7 separate regions of the Homo sapiens genome follow, and all the other regions are linked to region 3. Evidence: chromatin contacts called from ENCODE Hi-C or POLR2A ChIA-PET data. All regions are on one chromosome and are shown on one strand. Each heading gives the region's core, a stretch centred on a gene start or an enhancer-like site at or near the end of the contact. The rest is flanking DNA. Distances are from core to core; before and after follow the strand shown. Region 1 holds the start of TTBK1 (tau tubulin kinase 1). Region 2 has its middle 14 kb from the start of ZNF318. Region 3 holds the start of UBR2 (ubiquitin protein ligase E3 component n-recognin 2). Region 4 holds the start of POLR1C (RNA polymerase I and III subunit C). Region 5 holds the start of ABCC10 (ATP binding cassette subfamily C member 10). Region 6 holds the start of TFEB (transcription factor EB). Region 7 holds the start of DLK2 (delta like non-canonical Notch ligand 2).

Region 1 (2,918 bases), core at 221-2,720, 680 kb before region 3:
TGCCAAAGTGGGATATGGGGCATCAGGAATTTGAAGGGCAGTGAGGGCAGTGGCAGGATGAAGGGAGAGGTAGGGATGGGGGTTCTAGAATAAAGGTGGAGGAGACAGGTTGAGGACAAGACTGAAGAAGCAATTGAACTGGTGGGAGGGGGCCTTCAGAAGCTAAACTGGGTGAACTCTGGTGGGCTTTCCAGTCCTGGGACAGTGGATCTGTTAGGTTGATAAGGAAAATTTGTGTCCTGCTCTCATTTTATAGATGAGCAAACCAAAAAGAAACAGATGAGGCAAGAGAAGGAAGAGTGGAGCCAGGAAGATAAATGAGGGTTACCTGCTTCTCCCTCTCCACCCTCCTTCTCTCTGTGTCTGAGGACTATGCTCAGCTGAGACTGGGTTGGATGATACAAACATGGGACACTTGGCTGCCCCGTTACTGCCGCCTCAGACCCCTATGTGCACATGGGCGCATGGTGAAGGCGAGGGCTTATGCAGGAGTTTGTATGAATATCTGTCAGAGAGTGCAGATAGGAGCATGTGGGGCCAGTGATGGTACACAGGGGTACGTGGAACTGGTGGGAGCTCATCATGGCCTGTGAATACAAGTGTTGATGTGTAACTCTGCAAGGTGTCAGCAGGTGTGTGTGAGAATCTGGGAGCCCAGGTAAGGAGAGGTGATGGAGACTAGCGAGGGGTGATGGGAACAGGTGAAAGAGGTGTGGAGGGAGGCAGAGGGGAATGGCAGGGATGAGGAGCGACAGGATCAGAGGAGAGGGGTGGGTAGGATAGAGACCCGTGAGAGATAATGATGACAGGCAAGGAAGAGATAGGACCATGGGAGGGATCTCTGGGCACAGTTGAGGGGGTGAGGAAGTAGGTAAGAAGGCAGGTGGGAGGCATGGAGGGACTGAGGACAGGGAGGGAGGTTACGGAGACAGCCGAATGATTCGTCAGGGATGACAGGAGAGCCAGGGGTGAAGCCATGGGGACAGGGGACGGAGGTGAGTGGGGAGGAGCAAAGTGCCCGGAGGACGGGTTGGGGAGGGAGGTCTGTGTGCTGGGGACAGGGAGCGGCTCCAGGCCTCGGCGCGGCCCAGGCGGTGTAGGCCAGCGTCCCAGCCCAGCGGGCGGCGACAGCAGCGCGGAGGGGAGCCCAAGAAGGCTGCGCTGGGAGGCGAGCCAGGCGGAGCCCCCTGAGCCCACGAAGGAGCCCCCGCCCCGACCCCGGCCCGCCCCGCCCCGCCTCACCTGCTCTGTGCCCGCTGCGGCTGCGGCTGCGGCGGCGGCGGAGGCAGCAGCTCGGGGCGGCGCATCCCCCGGGGCCGGGGCGGGGCGGGGGCGGCTCAGTGCGGCGTTGGGTGACCCGCTCCCTCCGGCGGCGGCGGCCTTCCGACCCGGATCATCCCGGCCCGGCCCGGCCCCGATCCTCCTTGGGCGACGGCGGCGGCAGCGGCAGAGCGGGGAGCTGCCCACAATGCACCGCGCCGCCAGCATCAGCACCAGCCCTGACATCACCGCCCGCCGCCCGCTCTGACATCACGGCTCCTCCTCTGACATCACGTTCCGACGGCCCCGCTCCGCTCTCCTCCAGCCCTGGGACTCTCTGGCTGTCCCGCTCCAGCTCTCAGGTTCTCCTTACAGCTCTCTGCCACCCGCTTGACTCCATCTCCCAGCACAGCCCCATCACTCCTTACCTGTTCCCATAAAACTCACCTGTCTCCATCACCCTTTATCTTCCCCACTCCTAGCATGTCTAAAATTCCTCATCTGACCCATCAGTCTCGCCTGATTCCCCACTCCATCCTCTACATGTTTATATCGCCTTCCTCTCAACTCATCCCCCTCTCCTGTACCCATCCTCCCATACGTCCCCATCACCCACCACTTCTGGGACCATCCCACACTCGCACCCACCACCCGTCATGTGCAATTCTCACCTCACCACCTATATGCTTTATCTTTTGGCTCAATCTGTGTCTCTCTTTCTTTGGCCCTTTCTTTCATTTGTGGACAAACTCTGCCATTGGTTTTTACTGCTTACCAAATAAGATGGACACTCTTTACTGTAACATCAAAACATCTTCCCAACATGGACCCATTAGGCCATTACTCCCCTTCTGACATGTTGGGTTACTCAACAACTCAACATTCCAACATTCCTTGAACAACACATTCTGCATGCCGCCTGTCTCTTTCAGTTTCTTCCTTCTTTTTTTTTTTTTTTTTTTTTGAAACAGGGTCTCACTCTGCTGCCCAGGCTGGAGTGCAGTGGCACAGTCTCAGTTTATTGCAACCTCTGCTTCCTGGACTTAAGCGAGTCTCCAGCCTCAGCCTCCCAAATATTTGAGACTACAGGCATGAGCCACTATCCCCGGCTAATTTTTGTATTTTTTGTAGAGACGGGGTTTCACCATGTTCCCCACGCTGGTCTTGAATTCCTGAGCTCAAAGCCATCTGCCCACCTTGGCCTCCCAAATTTCTGGGATTACAGGCATGAGCCATTGTGCCCAGCCAGTTCTTTCCTTCCTTAATGCCTTCAACAAATGCATCAGAGCAACTTGAATAATAATAACAACAACAATGGGCCAAGTGCAATGGCTCATGCCTATAATCCCAACACTTTGGGGGACCAAGGCAGCAGGATCGCTTGAGCCCGGGAGTTCAAGACCGGCCTGGGCAACATAGTGAGACCTCATCTGTACAAAAAATTTAAAAATTAGTTGGGTGTGGTGGTGTGCACCTGCAGTCCCAGCTACTCGGGAGGCTGAGGGGGGAGGATTTCTTGAGCCCAGGAGGTCAACACTGCAGTGAGCCGTGATTATGCTACTGCATGCCAGCCTGGATGACAGAGCGAGACTCTGTCTCAATAATAACAACAACAACAACAACAATTGCAGCAGTTATTTACTTCTGCCAGATACTAC
Region 2 (2,820 bases), core at 183-2,682, 820 kb before region 3:
TACCCCTAAACCAAAAGAGTCACATCACTTAGGTGAATTTAGAGACAACATTGATCATATTTGGGTTACTGCTCTGACCTCCTTATCTGGTCACTTGAAATGAAGCCATACTTGAGTGAGATTCAGAGGAAGAAAAGGTTCTCCAGCTGGTCCAGTCTGCAGTGCAACTTAGTCCTTGCGATCCTTATAATGTTCAAAGTGTTTGTGGCAGACTGAGGTACTTTATCATCTATGGCATGTCCTGATAGAATAATCATAGCAGAGGCCCTCTGAGCATGCCTTTTGGCAGGTAAATATTCTCTCTTTGAGAATCAGCTCTCAGCTTGCTGCTGGGCCACGGACACAGCATGATCATGGAACCCAGCATGATCACAGCATAATCATGAACTGGCTATCATCTGGTCTTCCTAGGTATAAAGCTGGTTCATACCTAGGACATGGATCCATTATCAAGTAGAAATGACATACACAAAATGAGGCCACAGCAGATCCTGAAAACACAAATGGCTCCTAGCACCCACACCACTACTTCTGCTGCATTGCTATTTCATCTACCACTATAACCAATGAAATGGGCCTTGTTACCAGACTGCAGTGGAATAAAGTCATGATTAGTTTGTAGCTGTCTTCACCTAATGTGCTGGCATTAGAAAGAAATGGGCTGCTGTGATACTGTGGCCCCCAATCAAGGGTGACCCTGAAGGACACTGAGGATAGTCAGGACTTCAAGAAATACAACTACCTGACCAGTTTTCCCAGAAGGAGAAACAGGTTAAGAGTCTACACTGATTTGGCCGGGCCCGGTGGCTCATGCCTGTAATCCCAGCACTTTGGGAGGCCGAGGCAGGTGGATCACGAGGTCAGGAGATCGAGATCATCCTGCCTAGCATGGTGAAACCCCGTCTCTACTAAAAAATACAAAAAAAACCCCAAAAAAATTAGCCAGGCATGGCGGCACGCACCTGTAGTTCCAGCTGCGTGAACCTGGGAGGCAGAGCTTGCAGGGAGCTGAGATCGCGCCACTGCACTCCGGCCTGGGTGACAGAGCGAGACTCCATCTCAAAAAAAAAAAAAAAAAAAAAGAGTCTGAGGTTAATGGTTTGGCTAGATGATTAGGGAGTTAGAAGTGATATTAAAATGAAGTTGGAGAAGTATAATGTGGAAGAACTTCTTAAAATGGTTCCCAAATGTGACAGTATCTGTCATGATTCAGTTGCAGACCACAGATACCACTCTACTTAATTTAAGGGAGAAGGGCGTTATTACCAGGGATCACGTGTGGCTTACACAATATTTGTAAGGGGTAGGGGAAGAAGCTTTAGGTGGAGCTTGTAAGAGCACTCCCCACACCCAGAATCTCACTGATTCTGCTATGCTTGGGTAAGCTATGGCTTCCACTGCAGGAAACCAGCAAATCAGCACGTCGGTAACCACAGAACCACACTTCCTCTGTCATGATTCACAGCAGCAAAGTGAATACTTCATATCCTGCCTCTTTCTCCACATCACTCAGTTAACTGGGTTTCACATTCAAGTCTCATGGGAATATACCTGATTGGCAAAAATCTCAATTACACCTGAAACCATAACTGTAATAGGATCTGAGAAATACAGCTTTTATCTTTCTAGACTCTCAGTATAGAAAGGTACGAAGGAGTTTAGAATGTATGTTGAGAAAACCAGTCTAAGGAGTTTAGAACGTATGTTGAGAAAACCAATCTACTATAATGAGAACATTTGTGCCTCGTGAGTAGAAGAGGGTTATCAACAATCAGGTAGAGAAGATGAACTGCTCTATGGATGGTATCCACCCTTTCCCCTAGTTACACCAGAGTGTGCTGTATGAGCTTGTGAACAAAGTGACCATGGGACCACTGATGGAGGCAATGCATGTTGAGTGTAAAGGCTCAATCACGTGGACGTTCTCACACTAAGATTGACCTGCTACTGCCAGTTTGGACCTCTTCCTTCATGGACAGGGCAGTAATTTATCTTCATTGTAGAAGAAACTTACTTTAAATTTCTATATATTTTTCCTACTCACTGTATTTTTGCCAGCACCATCCAGAAACTTACTGAATGACTCATAAGGCATTCAACATGACATCCCACACAATGATGCTTTTGGCCAAGGGAGTACTTTTACGGTGGAAGAAGTAAGACAGCTGGGATACACAATTCAACTCTTCTGGGATTCCTTATTTAGTTTTATTGTATATTCCAGCTAGTCTTATAGAATAGGCTTACTGAGGTCTTAGTTTTTATTTTGCCAACTGGAGACAACATCTCATAAGATCATAGCGGTATCAGCCGGGTACGGTGGCTCACGCCTGTAATCCCAGCACTTTGGGAGGCCAAGGCGGGTGGATCACTTGAGGTCAGGAGTTCGAGACCAGCCTGACCAACATGGTGAAACCCCATCTCTACTAAAAACACAAAATTAGCCAAGCGTGTTTGGCACATGCCCGTAATCCCAGCCACTCGGGAGGCTGAGGCAGAAGAATAGCTTGAACCCAGGAGCTGGAGGTTGCAGTGAGCCGCAATCGCACCATTGTACTCCAGCCTGGGTGACAAGAGCAAAACTCTGTCTCAAAGAAAGAAAGAAAAAAAAAGATTAGAGTGGTATCCTACAGAATGTGACATAAGCTCTGAAATAGTGACCAACGATGTGGAGCATTTCTCTCATAACCAAAAATATACAAGGGTGGGGATGAGATATATAGGTGAGGTGGTACCTATTACAGTTACACTTGTGGCTGGGCGTGGTAGCTCACACCTGTAACCCCGGCACTTTGGGAGGCTGAGGCAAGGGAATCTCTT
Region 3 (2,779 bases), core at 274-2,773:
CACACCCAAACAAGCAAAGATTCAGCATTTAACAACGTATTTCTTTAAAGTCTTCACCTCTACTCCTGACATTTCTTTCTACCCGGACTTAATGTCCTCACCAATTCACGCAAAATAACTACTCACTGACCAACAGCTCCACAGTGCCCCCAATCCCAAATTTTGTTCGTAGCATTCAGATTGCTGACTTTTATTCACGGGTCACTCCCTTCCTAGCAGCCTTTTTAATTGGAGGTCTTAGAGGTGGGGCCCAAGCTGTCTTGGTCCATTCATAATCATTCTCGGCAATCTCTTCTAATGGGTGTTCCTACAACTCTGCTATTTACACTAGCATATTCATATTACAGTTTTAATGCAATAGTGCGTTTGAACGGTTTTACGTTTGGAATATAACTGCTCCTACTACACTGTGACCAGTTCTCACGTTTAGCTTATACAGTATTTGTTGAAAGCTGCTCTATCAACGTTATATAACATTTGTTCTCCATCCAATTACCCCTAACTCCTAGAAAAAATATTTTTAAAATTTCCCAGACTCCACGACTACTTTCTCATACTCAGTAAACTTTCCACACATGCATCAACGTTGTCAACTAATCAAACCGGTGCAAAAAAAAAAGATAGCACTGAAACGGATAACGAAGGGTAGTGTCGTTTGCCTTCTTGGTGCCTGGGGCAGTCCCAAAAACAAAAGAGGGGCTCGGTTAGGGTGGCATGTTTAGTCGGAGGAGCACACGGCTTCGCTTGTCTCAGGAAAAGCAATTAACTAGATAAACTAGGGCGATTATACCAAAAACACAAGAAGCGTCTCTTCTCCTCTTCCAAGAGCTGATATAAAGGGCAAAGGCCCATGTGTTGGGAGACTTAATGGGAGGCTGGGGGAAAGGAGGTATGATGGAAGAGCCGTGGGTTCTCCTGGGCAGAAAGGGAAAGTAAACGTAGTTAGTGCACAGCGCAGCTCTGGCAGCTGTTGAAAATGGAAAGAGAGGGGCAGGATCGGTGGCCTCCCCGGGCTATTACCCCACAAGGCGAGGGCCGGCACAGCTGTTTCCCCAAGTCTGGGTCGGGCTGCTCCAGGACGTCCAGGAGTCGGTTCCTCCCCACAGGCGCGGCCTGCGAGGGGCAGACGCACCCGCCCGGGTTCCGGCACTCACCCCCGCAATCTCCTCGGCCGAACATTCCAGCAAGCTCCGGTCGATGGCCTGCACCTCTGGCTCTAGCTCCGACGCCATCTTCTCTCCTCCTCCTCCCCAGCGCTACCGCCGCCCGGAGAGCTGCAGCCTCACCTCGGCCCCGGCGGCCTCGACTGCCACCCCTGCCCCAGGCAATCAGTCCCGGAGCCGTCCAAGTGGCTGCAGGTGGAGCAACAGAGGGAGAGAAGGGTGACGTGAACCGGAAAGGAAGGACAGCGGCCTCCTGCGCTCCCTCCCAAGCTTAGCGCCCAAGAGTCAAGTCACTGGCTCGTCCCTGACCCAGGGAAGGACACAGAAAACCCCAGGCCTGACACTCTCGCTGGCCACTACCGCGTCCTGCACCAGGAAAGGGGCAATAACACCCAGGAGGGGAAGCGGAGCTTTCTGGGTACTGTAGTTCTGGGTGCTGTAGGTACAGCACAGCCGGGAAAAAGGTGGCGCCCTAACACGGTGCCCCTCGAATGCATTGTGGGAGTTGTAGTCCATTCTCAAGGGGCGCTGGCTTAAATGGCAGATAAGCGGGCGGGGCTTTTCTGCCCAACGAGAATCATGGGAAGACAGTCGCGGAAAGCAGCGCCCCCTGGAAAAAAGCCAAAGAGAAAGATACTGTGGGAACTGTAGTTTTATTCTCCGAATCTCGTTTGTTCATTTTTGTATCCCCAGCTTCAAGAACACTGCCTGGCACATGGTAGACCCTCAAGGACTTGCCAGTCTGGCATAGGGTAGGCACTCAAATACTTGTCAAAGGAATGAATGAATTACATTCTATTCCTGTGGTTCTATGTCCTGTCATCCATCGAACCCATATCTTTTATACGAGTAATGGAGGTGAACATTACCCACTTTTTTGAAGGTTTAAAACATGTTTTAAAAAATTTTTCAAAAACTTTAGTGATGACCACTTATAAACTTTATCACAAATCTTGCTGCAAAGGAAAAAGAGTCTATTAGGCCAATTAAAAGATTTCCTCTTGATAGAGACATTTAATTTCTACAGATAATCAGACCAAGCTTGGTGGCTCATGCCTGTAATTCCAGCACTTTGGGAGGCCGAGGGGGGCAGACTACTTGAGCCCAGGAGTTTGAGACCAGTTTGGACAACATAGCGAGACCCTCTTGATAAAAATCAAAAAATTAGCCAGGTGTGGTGGCACGCCTGTAGTCCCAGCTACTCGGGAAGCTGAGGCAGGAGGATTGCTTGAGCCCAGGCAGTTGAGGCCATCGTGAGCTGTGATCAGCCCACTGCACTCCAGCCTGCGTGACACAGCTGAGACCCTGTATCAAAAAAGAAGGAAAAAAAAAAAAAAGAAATAGGTAAACATTGTTAGACTAGCTATCAAAGAAAACTATGTTTAGTTAAAGGTAATTAGACTCTTGACTGACAGCTGGGTGACTGGGCTTCTTAGAAGTCTTCAGTCTCTAGAGTTTGTCAGAAAATTGTTTATACCTTTTGTCAAGTGTGTTAATTTATTCCCAGAAGTAGGTTGTAAATTACATATAGGGGGGAAAAGTTCTGAGCCAGACCAGGTTTAGGACATGTTTATGTTTATGTTGTTTTGGGATTTTTTTTAAACCAATACTATGAT
Region 4 (2,705 bases), core at 85-2,584, 950 kb before region 3:
TTCCCCAGACCCATTTCTCCTCTCAGTAAATGATACCACAATGCATCAAAGCAGTTCCCAAGCCAAAAAGTCATTTTATGCTACCCCCACAGCCTTTACCAAAGCAATCATAAATTTACCTTCTATTCTACCTTTGCTCTATTTCTACCATCAGTCTTAGTTCATGTCTTCAACCTCAGCTTCCCTTACAACAGATCTGCCTGCTCCATATGATCCTCCTCAAACTCATTCCCTCCCAGCCACCAAGGTTGCAAATCTCATCATGTCTGCTTAAGAACTATTCAATCTCCCTATCATCAACAGTGCCCAAGACACACTTCAACCTTGCCTACCACTCATGCCAGAACTACTTGGACATGCCCGGAGCACACTTCACACAAGCCATAATTTTTTTTCAAGCATTAACCTTTTTCATTGTTCATACTTTATTCCTTGTATCAACAGGTTAAAAAAGTAAAATTTTCCCAAGCACTGATTTACAGATCATGTTTATAAGCTGCACGCAAAGGTCAGTTGCCTAAACGGTAACATTCAGTAATCTATTTAAATGCAATTTTAACCCTTATTTTAAGCTAAGTGAAACAATACAAAAGACTAAATACACACAAAACCTGTATATCCTGAACTTCACTGACTTGAAACAAACCCTTCATAATTTAACTCCTGTTCTTTTTTACTTACCATTCAAGGCTCAATTGAGATGTACCCTCCTCTTGAAATGTTAAGTACCTCTCCGCCCCTCTTCCTGGTCTCAGCGTAATGCTCCCCACCCCAACCCTGCCGTCTTCATCGCTATCAACCACCTTCACCATATTACACTAGATTCACTGTTTATACACACCATTCCTCAACAAGACTGAACATCTTTGCAGAACTGGGTAGAAACCGTGTCTAATTTGGCCTGTAAACGGAGCGTCTAGCACATTGCTCAACAAACTTACAAACGGAGCGACCCCCAAGAGCAGCTTCTGAGACAGACACAGGCTGCTCAGACCACAAGGTCTGGCCTTCATAACCCTCCCCAGACAACTCCGGCCCCACTTACCTTCTCGAAGCGGTCCTGGTCCCAGGCATCATCATAACCGGAATAGTTACCGGGAAAGTCAGTAGTATGGACCTAGAGCAAAGGGACGAATTTGTCCACGAAGGGACAGTGAGCCCACAGCTATCCCCACGCCAATCCCAAGACCCATCCCTGTTCCGCTCTCATTCCTCCCGCCCGAGCTCAAGGCCACAAGGCTTACATTGCGAACCCCAAACTCCCCCAGAACCACGCGGCTCCGCATTTCCTCCACCGCCTGAGAAGCCGCCATCTTCAATCTCTCCACGAGACTAGAGGTTCTATCTCGCGCGTGCGTCCTAGTAGCCCTGCTCCGTCTCCGTGGCAACGCACCGCCTCCTGGAATCTTAAATATCGCGAGATTTTTCCCCGCCCCCGTCCACGTCCCCAGCTTCCGGAAGTTGCTTTTGTCCAAACATCCGGGCTTCTCCTTTTTGTGTTCCGGCCGATCCCACCTCTCCTCGACCCTGGACGTCTACCTTCCGGAGGCCCACATCTTGCCCACTCCGCGCGCGGGGCTAGCGCGGGTTTCAGCGACGGGAGCCCTCAAGGGACATGGCAACTACAGCGGCGCCGGCGGGCGGCGCCCGAAATGGAGCTGGCCCGGAATGGGGAGGGTTCGAAGAAAACATCCAGGTAATGGCCCCAAGGCACCAGCTGCCAGCAGCCGGAGGGCCGGCGATGTCCAGAAGTGTCTTGGGGATTCCCCCTCTGGGCCTGGAAGTCCGCTCCATTTACAAAACTCTCTTCTTTGGGTCTTCGTGCACACTAAAGTCAGTGGGATTAACATTGACCTGAAAGGGCCAGACTACTACTCCAGCCTGAGGATCTCGGGTTTCAGGGCCCGCCCGAGGCATTAGGAAGAAGGTATTCTTGGAACAAGTTAGGAGGTTGGTCGGGGTAAGGCATGGAGTGGGGTTGGGTGGGATTCACTGGCATTCGCTGAAAACATACTATGTGTATAGTTTTGTTTGGGGCTTAGGAAAGAAGGAAATGGGCACTTTTTCAGCCTTTTAGTCTTTGATAGGTAACATAGGAGAAAGACATGAATGGAAGACTAGTAGGTTTCCCAGGCTAGAAAAGATAGCCAAAGCTAGAAACCAGGCGTTCTGAGAGCATATGAGGGGGAATGGAGTGGCATGATCTGTAGTGATTCCAAGCCGTATCCTCAGCAGTGGAAGAACAAAGCCCTAAACCCTGGGATGAGCAGAGGACTTAATGGATGGAACAGAAAAGTCCTGCACTCTAGGAGCCATTGTCTTCACAGGGCGGAGGCTCAGCTGTGATTGACATGGAGAACATGGATGATACCTCAGGCTCTAGCTTCGAGGATATGGGTGAGCTGCATCAGCGCCTGCGCGAGGAAGAAGTAGACGCTGATGCAGCTGATGCAGCTGCTGCTGAAGAGGAGGATGGAGAGTTCCTGGGCATGAAGGGCTTTAAGGGACAGCTGAGCCGGCAGGTGGCAGATCAGGTAAGCAAGATTGAATCCTCTGCAGGTAGAAAAGTAGACCTAGGTATGTCCCGTGTTCTGGAATTGGTGTTGGTGATGTTCGCCCCAGGTTGTCCAGTTAGAACCATGTAGAAATCAAACGGAAAATAGGCAACAGGATCTAGAACCAACAGTACCACAATACCTATGCCC
Region 5 (2,882 bases), core at 267-2,766, 860 kb before region 3:
ACATGATGGTCTTTCTTGCTTTCCCAGGGGGCGGATGAATCCCTTCCTTGGATAGGAGAAGCTGTGTATCCGCTTGGTCTGGGAGGAATCCTGATTTGTTTCTTACACAGAGACAAAAGTCTAGAAGGGTTTAATCACCTAGCATAGACAGCCTTCTCAGAAGAGCAGCTATTAAAAATTGGCACAGTCTTTTGGGAACTCAGTCTAATGAGAAAGCAAGAAAGACCTCTTGGATAGAGACACTTCCCCCCATCAGACTAGGAACTCCCAAAGGCAGAGACCACACCGTCCTCCTATCTTCTCGGCAGCCAGAATGAGACTAACTTTAGTCATCTCTAGCCATACAAGAACTAAATACAAAATCAAGTTGAGTTTAGCATCCACACCTTATAGCCCTTAATTGGGGAAGGCTTAATGTTTGATTTTGCTCTTCTTGTCTATCTACTGCTTCCTCTTCAGCTGAGCCTAGGTATGCTTTTCTTAATCTGGAAACACTAAGGTTTCATGGGTTGCAGTGGTGAGAAACTGAGCCTACAACTTAAACACATCATCGCTTTTGGCTAAAAACGTTGTTCCCCCAATTCTGCCTCCAATTCATGACAGCTGAGTCCGGGTAGCTGAAAATGGACAATTCTGATGATTTCTGATACTCATCGGACCTTTAAAAACATGCCAGGCGCTGCACTATATGCTTAAATTCATTATCTCATTTAAACCTCCCAACAATGAGACTCAGAGAAGGCAGGTACTTGCCCAAGAACAGCCACATTGCTGCTAAGTAGCAATGCTTAGATTTTATTCTACTTCTGCCCTACTCCAGAGACCTCGCTATTCTGGTGACACTGCCGGAAGATGTAGGCCGCGGGTGAGATCTGCAGGCACACATGGACAGATGCCTTGCGCCCGTCTCTACCCACCTCGGGGTGCCCAAGTAACAGGCACTGAGCACGGCGAGGAGCGCGTGGGGCAGGGCGCTGAGCACCAGCTGGGTGAAGCAGTGGCCTGTGGTGTCCCCCTCCCACAGCGGGAGCGGCCACGCTGCGCTGCTGCCGCACAGCTGGGCCAGAAGTCGTTCCATGGACGCCTCACCTGAAGGGAAAGTTGAGGGTGACGGCTGTGCAGGGTAACAGCCGGCTTTGCCTGCACTTCCCAGCCGGGTCTCCCTGTCTCCAGCCCCGCCCTGGAACCGGGACCGCCCGTCGCTTCCGCCCCGAAGCCAGACCCCGCCCATTCTCGCGGTACCAAGGGTAAAAACGGGAGGAGGTTTCCCCAGTGGATTTCTGGACGCTGGTCACCCACCTTGCCATCTGTTTTTCCCCTCCCGTTTCTCCGCCCCCAGGCATCCGGAACCTCAAACCTGAAGAAGCTGCTGTGCACCGGATTCCGATATCCTGAGAACTGGTGTATGCAAAAAAAAAAAAAGTACTGCCCGGCCGGGGTGCTGGGCCCGCCCCGGCTGGCACCCCACCTAGAGGTTGGAAGACCTAGCCGGCGCTATTCGCCACGCCCATATGCTGGTAGCTGCACGCATGTGCACTGCTCTCTGCTTCGGCTGGCCTTTGCACGCAGGCGCGCTGGTGCAGACGCACAGTTGCGTTTTGGTACGCTTTTGTGGCCTGACTTGCGTTAAGGATCCATCCCTCCCTTAGTGCAACGTCATTTATAACCTCTCACGTGGAGTATTCGCTCACAACTGTGTAAGCTTACTAGTTGGCACAAGCATTGCAATCTCCATTTCTTGAAGAGGTGGGGAGCCGGGCACGGTTGCGCGCCTCGGTAGTCCCTGCGCGCCCGTAGTCTCTGCGCGCCGGTAGATCCCAGGAGGATGGCCTGAGCCCAGGAGTTCGAGAACAGTCCAAGCAGCATAGCGAGACCCCAGTCTCAGATAGATAGATGGATGGATGGAAATTCAAACATACCTGCCCCACGGACAAATAATGCCATTTTGGGACACACTGTTTTCCCTTATTATTCTAGGGCTGCATGACCTTGGACAAGTTACCTAACTTTTTTGAGCCTCAACTTTTTTTTGGGGGGGGGACGGAGTCTCGCTCTGTCACCAGGCTGGAGTGCAGTGGCACAATCTCGGTTCACTGCAACCTCCGCCTCCCGGGTTAAAGCGATTCTCCTGCCTCAGCCTCCCGAGTAGCTGGGACTACAGGCGCGCGCAACCACGCCCAGCCAATTTTTTTGTTCGTATTTTTAGTAGAGACGGGGTTTCACCATGTTGGCAAGGATGGTCTCGATCTCCTGACCTCGTGATCCGTCCGCCTTGGCCTTCCGAAGAGCCGGGATTACAGGCGTGAGCCACCACCCCGGCCGAGCCTCAACTTCTTTATTTGTACAACAGGGACAATACCAATACTAAAGTACTGTTGAGAGAGTTGAATAATTAATTTAGAGTGCTTAGGGCAAGTGCTTTGCCTAGGGTAGTCCTCCAATAAATCTTTTAAGGAAGCAGTGGGAAGAACATAACCTTTATAATTATACGGACCTGGGTTTGAATGCTTTTAGCAGAGGGATGTTGGGCAGGTTACTTCTGCATCTTTATTTTATTATGTTTGTCAGGCATGGTGTTGGTATCCGCCTTTACATAGGTGTGTACAGTGCTTGAAGAAGAAAAGCTAAACAAATGACAATTATGGTTATCCCACTTAATCTCAGTAAGAAGCCCCATATCCCTCAACGTCAAGAATTAATTTTCCTATTTTTAAAAACTAAGAGATGTAGGTTTGCATTTCACAATCTTTAGTAATTAATTAACAGAGTCTTGCTACCTGGCCCAGGCTGGTCTTGAACTCCTGGCCTCAGGTGATGCGCTTGCCTTGGCCTCCCAAAGTGCTGGGATTATAGGTGTGAGCCACTGCACCTGGCCAGGCTCC
Region 6 (3,028 bases), core at 442-2,941, 830 kb after region 3:
ACCACCAGGCTGATCTGCTCCAAATTGGGAGCAGGAGGGAGGTCTGTGGGAAGAGAAGTTTCCCATCATGGGGAGAGGAGACCCTGCTGAGGACCACGGCAGCCTGAATGTACCTGTTCCAGAAATCCTCCCACCCGCTCTGCTCTGGTGGCTCAGTTGGCCTATGAGCCCTCAAGGCAGAGACCCTGGCTCCCTCAGCTCTGCACTTGTGCTCCCAGCCCAGGGCTCAGAGCTGAGCAGGGCCCAGCTCATGTGTGGACAAATGAATGAGTGCTGCCTTTCTTTGTTGAGCAGAACAACGGCTACTGCACCGTGGGAGTCGAGCCCACCTACCTGTCCTCCCAGAACGGCCAGCCCCTGTGGATCCTCGGGGATGTCTTCCTCAGGTCCTACTATTCCGTCTACGACTTGGGCAACAACAGAGTAGGCTTTGCCACTGCCGCCTAGACTTGCTGCCTCGACACGTGGGCTCCCCTCTTCCTCTTGACCCTGCACCCTCCTAGGGCATTGTATCTGTCTTTCCACTCTGGATTCAGCCTTCTTTTTCTGGACTCTGGACTTTCTCTAATAATAAATAGTTCTTCTTTATGTTGGTCATCCTGTTGTTTTTGGAAGGGAGTTTTCCCTGAGTGGCTACAAGGTTTCCTGGTGGGTCACTGTGATTCTAAGAGAAATGGGACCTAAGGCATGGCTTGGGATGGGCTCTGTAACCCTCAGAGCTTAAAGTTCATACTTTTCCCCTGGAAAGGGAAGACAGTGGTAGCGCCATCATGGGTGGGTGGGTGGCGGGCCGGGGGAGAGTGTTCCTACTTGAGTCACAGAGAAATCGAGCCTATTTGCTGGAACCAACTCAGCAAGGGATCTTGTCCCTTTGGACTTCATCCCTGTCCTCCTCAGGAGCCTCTTAGCAAAAGATCCAGAAACCAGGAGCAACATTGTATGTGGGGAAGGAGGAGAGAGAGGAAGAAAAGGAGGAGGGGAAGGAGAAGAAAAGCAGGGGAGGGGCTGGGGGAGGAGACAGGGAAAAAGGGGCGGGGAAGAGGAGAAAGTAGAGAATGATGCCTCCGCACCCTGTGAACTTCCAACAAGGGAAGGTGACATGAAAGGAGCTCAGACAATTTCTGTCCAGCAACATGACAGCAAGCTCAGGCTGGTGAGTGGGGCGTGAATGTAGAACCCATAATGGGGGCAGGCTGCCTTCTACTGTCATATTTTACCCTGTACTTCGCCAGGCTCACCCTGGCCTTGCCCCTTATGATCGGGGCAGGGATAAAAGTGCAAGATCCAGGTCCTGCACCCTACTCCTGAAGAGAAGCTGGAATTTGCCACAGGTGGAGTTTCTATGGCAACAGCACACCATCTGGGACCCTCTCTTTCTTAGACTGCCGAAGGACAGCAGGCTGCAGGTTCCTTTTAGGGGGTCGGACAGGCTACAGAATGTATCTTAGTGAGCCCTGGTTTGGGACTTTACTGAGAGGAGAAAGAAAACTTGCAAAGAGGTAGAAGTGGATCAGAGGTTCCAAGTCAAGAGCCTCTTTCCCTGTAAGCCTTAGTCCGCTGAGCGGGACTACAAATCCCGGCGTGCCTAGCGGGACTGCAGCGAGAACTACGCTTCCCAGTGGGCGCCGAGGCAGAGCGGCTGGGAGGCGGGGCGGGTGCTGCCCTCTGCCGGGCGCGGAGGGAAGTGTGCGTGGAGTGACAGCCGGAGCCCGGGCGCCGGGCGCGGGGCTCGGTGACAGCGGAGGCGGCGGCCCGGGCGGGACGCAGGGAGCGGCCGCGGCGCCGACGGCGGCGGGAAGGGCGGACGGGGCGGGCCTCCCTGGTGGCACGGGGCCGGAGCAGGCCGGGAGCAGGTGGCGGGCACAGCTTGCGGGCCAGGCACCCGAACTTGCGACAAGTTGCCGGAGCCGCGGGGCGCGGGCGGCGGACAGATTGACCTTCAGAGCGAGGTGAGCGGGACCGGGGAGCGAGAGGCACGAGGAGGGCCCGGGACCCCCGACCCAGGCTCCCTGGCCCCTATCCCGTGGGTCCCGGAGACAGGTGGGAGGGTGGGGGATGCCGGCAGGAGAGGGAAGCAGGACCGTGCGCGCCGCCACCCACCCGCAGTCCGTCCGCCCCCGGGCGCCCAGCGCGTGGCCCGAGCGGCGCTGCCCGCCGAGCCGGGAGCCCCCTCGGCCCCTCCCTTCAGGCGCGGGCCGGGGGCGGCTTCTCCGCGACCTTATGTAACCGGGCGGGAGGGGCCGGGCGGGCATGGGCCTTCCCGGCCCGGAGCTGGGAGTCGAAGGGGCGGGAGGCGTGATGGTGAACTCGCAAGAAGTTTGAGGGACGCGCGGGCCCCGCGCCCACTCCCCCTCCACCGGACACGGCTGGGGCCGGCGATGCCTGAGAGGGGGTCGGAGGTAGGGGAGGTGTGCGGGGGCTGAGTCTGGCCAGGCCAGCGGGGGGAGTGGGAGGGCCAGAGCGGCGCCACGCCCCGGGGGCTGGGCTGATGGGGGGGCGGGTGGAAGTACCATCTCTCCCTCCCTTCCCGTCCCTTCCTCCAGCTCGGTCTCTTGAAGAAGCCGCCCCTGGCCCCGTCCCCTCGAGTCCCTGGGCAGTCTCTTTCTCCCCGTGGGTTATTCTATGACCCTGGGGAACACCAACCCCGGAGCGCTCCCTCCGTGCGCCCCGTTGTCTGCCTCCCCCCGGGTTCCCAGCTGCCTGCCCGCCCCCCGAGTTTCCCCCTCCCCCCGTCTCGGTCCCGAATCCCGGAAAACACGCCCCCTTCCCCCCGATCCCCCGAGTCCGTGCCGCCCACCCCTGGGCTGTCCCGACCAGCTCTGGCCCAGCGCGTCCGCTCGCCTCCTGGAAGGGAGCGGGCAGATGCCAGCTCGGCCCCCTCCCCGCGCGGGGTTCCGGCTTCACGCACGGCTGCCCCGAGCTGCTCCGGGCTGCGCGAGCAGGTTCGCGCCGCAGCCGCCTGGCGCGCCCCAGCCCCGCGCCCCGGGTGAGGAAGGGAGGGAGCCCGGGGCGGGGCTTGTCTGCGCGA
Region 7 (3,019 bases), core at 440-2,939, 890 kb before region 3:
TTTACATATTCTTAGCTTTTTTGGACATCTTTAGACGTCAAAAAAAAAAAAAAGTATTTTTAACAGTCACATAGTGTTGATGTGCCATAATTTATTTGCCTACAGTAATTTTTGAATTATAGGTTGTTTGCAATTTTTCACCAAAAAAAAAAATGTGTTTAAACAAAATGAATGGTACAGCCATGTCATTACTCAAATTCAGAGAGCTCTTCAGGGAAGAGGCGATCACAGCTGAGAGGAGGCCAGCTAGGGAGCTGAGTGGGTGTAAGTGTTATATCCAATGGAGACTGCAGGAAAAATGAGCCCTGGGGCTCTGTGCCTGTGGAGGTGGCTGTGTGAAGGTGGGAAGCTGCTCTGCCCCGACTAGCGACTGCTCCTTCCGATGTTTTGAATTTAAAGATGGTGAAATCTCAATCTGAAGGACTAGAGATGGGCGCTAGCGTTCCTGACCTCTGCCCTGTTGTCCTGCACAAACTAGAAATTATGTTCTGGGTCCTTGTCTTTTTTTGGGGGGGGGCGGGGGTCGGAGTTTTGCTCTGTCCCCCAAGCTGGAGTGCAGTGGCGCGATCTTGGCTAACTGCAACGTCTGCCTCCCGGGTTTTCAAGCGATTTTCCTGCCTCAGCCTTCCGAGTAGCTGGGATTACAGGCGCGCACCACCACGCCTGGCTAATTTCTGTATTTTTAATAGAGACGGGTTTCACCATGTTGGCCAGGCTGGTCTCGAACTCCTGACCTCAGGTGATCCGCCCGCCTCAGCCTCCCAAAGTGCTGGAATTATAGGCGTGAGCCCACCGAGCTTGGCTGGGTCCTTGTCTTGAAATGTGTCTCTGAGCCATTAGCCAGAAGGGGGCAAAGAGGCCTGGAGGGCAGCTTTCCCCCACTCCCCCTCCGTTACTCTCTGAATCTGAGCTCCAGGTTTGGGCAGTTGAGGTTTAGCCTGAGGCCAAGGACGAACGTGATGGGGTACAGGAGAAGACTTGGCGGTGGAGGGGGTTTTGTGTGCACATTTACAGAGTCAGGGGCATTCCCAGTCCAGAAAGGATTCTCAGAGGCAGTCACAAAAAGGAATGGGGTGGAAGGGCTGAGACTTGAGGGAGGGAAGGGTGGTGGGGGTAGGGCCGGGGTGTGGTTGGGTGGATCGGGTTGATATTTATATAGGGATAGGTTGATCTTGGAAGGCTGGAGACGGCAACGTGGACAGGAAGAAGCGGAGGGCGAGGAGGAGCAGAGGAGCACACAGATGAAGCAGGTGATGAAGGCTTTACAAGCGGGGAGGCGTGGGCTGGTGACAGGCGGAGGGCGGGGAGCGATTGCCTGCGTGTGCATAGATCTATATGAGAAGCGTGATGAGCGGCGGACAAGCGAAGGCAGGGCTGGGGCGTGGGCCGCGGAGCGCTGGTCGGGAAAGTGGGCATGGGAGATGAGAGAATAACGGGGTTGCGCTCCTTTGGCTTAATAGTTTGCTCCCATTGAGACTCCTAAGATTTCCTCCTCTCTTGGAAGGAAGCTGGGTTCGGGGCGTTGGGTAGCCGCGGAGGGCCGGGGCCCCGGGGCGCGCCGGGTGCTAGGTGTGCGCCGTGCGTCGCGGGGGGGGGGATGGGGGTGGGGGCGGGCTCCGCCCCTGGCAGGGGGCCTGAGCGCGCGCGAGGAGCAGCCGCTGCCGCCGCTCGGGGTCGCCTGGAGCCCCAGATTCCCGAGCGCTCGGCTCGCATGGCAGCCGCTTCGGCGCCCGGCCCCGCGGCCAGCTAGGGGCGGCCCCGCGCTCCCTCACGGCCCCTCGGCGGCGCCCGTCGGATCCGGCCTCTCTCTGCGCCCCGGGGCGCGCCACCTCCCCGCCGGAGGTGAGGACTGCGGGGACAGGGCGCGGTGGGGATTCCAGGCCCCGCGCCGCCGCCGAACCCAGCGCGGCGGAGATAGAAAGGGGACGTGGGAGAGAGTGGTGGTGGCGGGGGGGGGGGCTGTCGGAGCTGTGGGGCGGAGACTGCTCGCTGCCGGGAACCGTCCTTCCCTCCGGCCCCCGCGTCCCCTCCGTGCTCGAGGCCGCCTCTCGGCGCTGTCCCCATCCCGCGGACCCCTCCGTCCTGACTACGATCCCAACCCCAGCCATTCCCGCGCCTGGCCTCGCTCCGCGATGCCCATCTTTCCCCTCCTTGCAGACCCCGCTCCCGGGTTCCTGTCTTCGCTCTCCTCGCTCTCTTCGCCTGCTCAACCCTTCCCTGCCCCCATCCTCCCGCTACCCCCATCCCCTTCTTCTGTCCCGGCGCCCCTCTCCCTCGTCGGCTCCTGTCACTTGGAACCCGTATCCGTGCCGCTATCTCCGCGTCCGGCCGCCTCCCAACCGGTGCCGTCCCACAGGTGTCCACGCGTCCGGCCGTCCATCCGTCCGTCCCTCCTGGGGCCGGCGCTGACCATGCCCAGCGGCTGCCGCTGCCTGCATCTCGTGTGCCTGTTGTGCATTCTGGGGGCTCCCGGTCAGCCTGTCCGAGGTGAGCGCGCCCGCTGGGCTCCAGTCGCGGCCCTGTCCAGCCGTCCTCGCTTGCACGTTGACCTCTGCCGGCCGGAGGCGGCACTGCAGTCGCTCCGACCCGCGGGGCAAGCAAGACCGAGGTTGCCTTTTTGGAATGGGATGAGTTTCTGTGTTATGTCCTGCCCTAGGGTTGAGTCCGCTCAGTTACTGGAACCCCAATCCTCTCCTGAGTCCCGCATCCCAGCGAGCTGTGCCCTGACTCAGACTCACCCCTCCCACATCAATCTCTTGCAGCCGATGACTGCAGCTCCCACTGTGACCTGGCCCACGGCTGCTGTGCACCTGACGGCTCCTGCAGGTACCTGTCCTGAGCACGTGCCCCCAAACCCTTTGGTACCCATTTCTAAGCCCTTCACGTGCACAACAGTGTCTAGGGGCTTCAGACTCTACTCTTCATGCCTCATCACTCCTATGGCTGACTGGCCAGTCCCCCTTTCCCCTTTACCTCACCTCTCTTGCTTCTTCTAGTTTTTATCTCCCCACTTCTTTAA

The links. Hi-C counts contacts between places; a loop is a spot of excess contacts on that map. ChIA-PET counts read pairs that join two places held with the same protein, here RNA polymerase II (POLR2A). Pooled maps may share reads with other maps.
Region 1: a loop to region 3 is called in a pooled map, with 5 times the contacts of the local background. The contact joins the promoter of TTBK1 here to the promoter of UBR2 in region 3. A Hi-C loop is called at or near these places in 7 of 50 pooled maps. POLR2A ChIA-PET finds 5 or more read pairs at or near these places in 2 of 52 experiments (B cell and activated T-cell).
Region 2: a pooled map shows a loop between it and region 3 (5-fold over the local background). The contact joins the enhancer-like site here to the promoter of UBR2 in region 3. A Hi-C loop is called at or near these places in 7 of 50 pooled maps. POLR2A ChIA-PET finds 5 or more read pairs at or near these places in 2 of 52 experiments (B cell and GM12878).
Region 4: a loop to region 3 is called in a map of CD8-positive, alpha-beta T cell, with 19 times the contacts of the local background. The contact joins the promoter of POLR1C here to the promoter of UBR2 in region 3. A Hi-C loop is called at or near these places in 2 of 168 maps with a recorded cell type or tissue (both CD8-positive, alpha-beta T cell) and 9 of 50 pooled maps. POLR2A ChIA-PET finds 5 or more read pairs at or near these places in 1 of 52 experiments (T-cell).
Region 5: a map of CD8-positive, alpha-beta T cell shows a loop between it and region 3 (6-fold over the local background). The contact joins the promoter of ABCC10 here to the promoter of UBR2 in region 3. A Hi-C loop is called at or near these places in 3 of 168 maps with a recorded cell type or tissue (CD8-positive, alpha-beta T cell and naive thymus-derived CD4-positive, alpha-beta T cell) and 7 of 50 pooled maps.
Region 6: a loop to region 3 is called in a map of CD8-positive, alpha-beta T cell, with 22 times the contacts of the local background. The contact joins the promoter of TFEB here to the promoter of UBR2 in region 3. A Hi-C loop is called at or near these places in 5 of 168 maps with a recorded cell type or tissue (CD4-positive, alpha-beta T cell, CD8-positive, alpha-beta T cell, ascending aorta and 1 more), 13 of 37 single-sample maps with no recorded cell type and 17 of 50 pooled maps. POLR2A ChIA-PET finds 5 or more read pairs at or near these places in 5 of 52 experiments (CD4-positive, alpha-beta memory T cell, activated B cell, activated CD4-positive, alpha-beta T cell and 2 more).
Region 7: a map of naive thymus-derived CD4-positive, alpha-beta T cell shows a loop between it and region 3 (3-fold over the local background). The contact joins the promoter of DLK2 here to the promoter of UBR2 in region 3. A Hi-C loop is called at or near these places in 1 of 168 maps with a recorded cell type or tissue (naive thymus-derived CD4-positive, alpha-beta T cell). POLR2A ChIA-PET finds 5 or more read pairs at or near these places in 1 of 52 experiments (CD8-positive, alpha-beta memory T cell).

What each region holds. Positions count from the first base shown.
Region 1 is chr6:43,242,033-43,244,950 of GRCh38, reverse strand. TTBK1 (tau tubulin kinase 1) reads right to left here and starts at 1,470. Exons shown (of 15, transcript NM_032538.3): 1 at 1,243-1,470.
Region 2 is chr6:43,382,508-43,385,327 of GRCh38, reverse strand. No RefSeq gene overlaps it. Among named protein-coding and RNA genes, the nearest start is that of ZNF318, 14 kb to the right of the region's middle. RefSeq lists an enhancer at 1,650-1,829. Within about 2 kb of position 1,432, at least 9 of the 41 ENCODE cell types and tissues checked have a DNase peak (open chromatin) inside an H3K27ac peak, as active enhancers do; they include B cell and GM12878, where a contact is called at or near this core.
Region 3 is chr6:42,562,773-42,565,551 of GRCh38, reverse strand. UBR2 (ubiquitin protein ligase E3 component n-recognin 2) reads right to left here and starts at 1,523. Exons shown (of 47, transcript NM_001363705.2): 1 at 1,155-1,523. The coding sequence starts at 1,232. RefSeq lists a silencer at 130-259 and enhancers at 1,292-1,811, 1,882-1,961.
Region 4 is chr6:43,515,718-43,518,422 of GRCh38, reverse strand. POLR1C (RNA polymerase I and III subunit C) reads right to left here and starts at 1,334. Exons shown (of 9, transcript NM_203290.4): 1 at 1,245-1,334; 2 at 1,046-1,117. The coding sequence starts at 1,313. It overlaps YIPF3 (Yip1 domain family member 3), which reads left to right and starts at 1,497. Exons shown (of 9, transcript NM_015388.4): 1 at 1,497-1,696; 2 at 2,328-2,534. The coding sequence starts at 1,616. RefSeq lists an enhancer at 1,208-1,757.
Region 5 is chr6:43,426,175-43,429,056 of GRCh38, reverse strand. It overlaps ABCC10 (ATP binding cassette subfamily C member 10), which reads right to left and starts at 1,516. Exons shown (of 22, transcript NM_001198934.2): 1 at 1,300-1,516; 2 at 918-1,089. The coding sequence starts at 1,078. RefSeq lists an enhancer at 870-939.
Region 6 is chr6:41,734,271-41,737,298 of GRCh38, reverse strand. TFEB (transcription factor EB) reads left to right here and starts at 1,691. Exons shown (of 9, transcript NM_001271944.2): 1 at 1,691-1,949. PGC (progastricsin) reads left to right here. Exons shown (of 9, transcript NM_002630.4): 9 at 295-588. The coding sequence ends at 447. RefSeq lists silencers at 1,533-2,002, 2,043-2,572, 2,703-3,028.
Region 7 is chr6:43,454,218-43,457,236 of GRCh38, reverse strand. It overlaps DLK2 (delta like non-canonical Notch ligand 2), which reads left to right and starts at 1,689. Exons shown (of 6, transcript NM_023932.4): 1 at 1,689-1,842; 2 at 2,357-2,487; 3 at 2,763-2,826. The coding sequence starts at 2,412. RefSeq lists enhancers at 191-1,032, 2,661-2,710 and silencers at 1,631-1,870, 1,971-2,020, 2,051-2,130.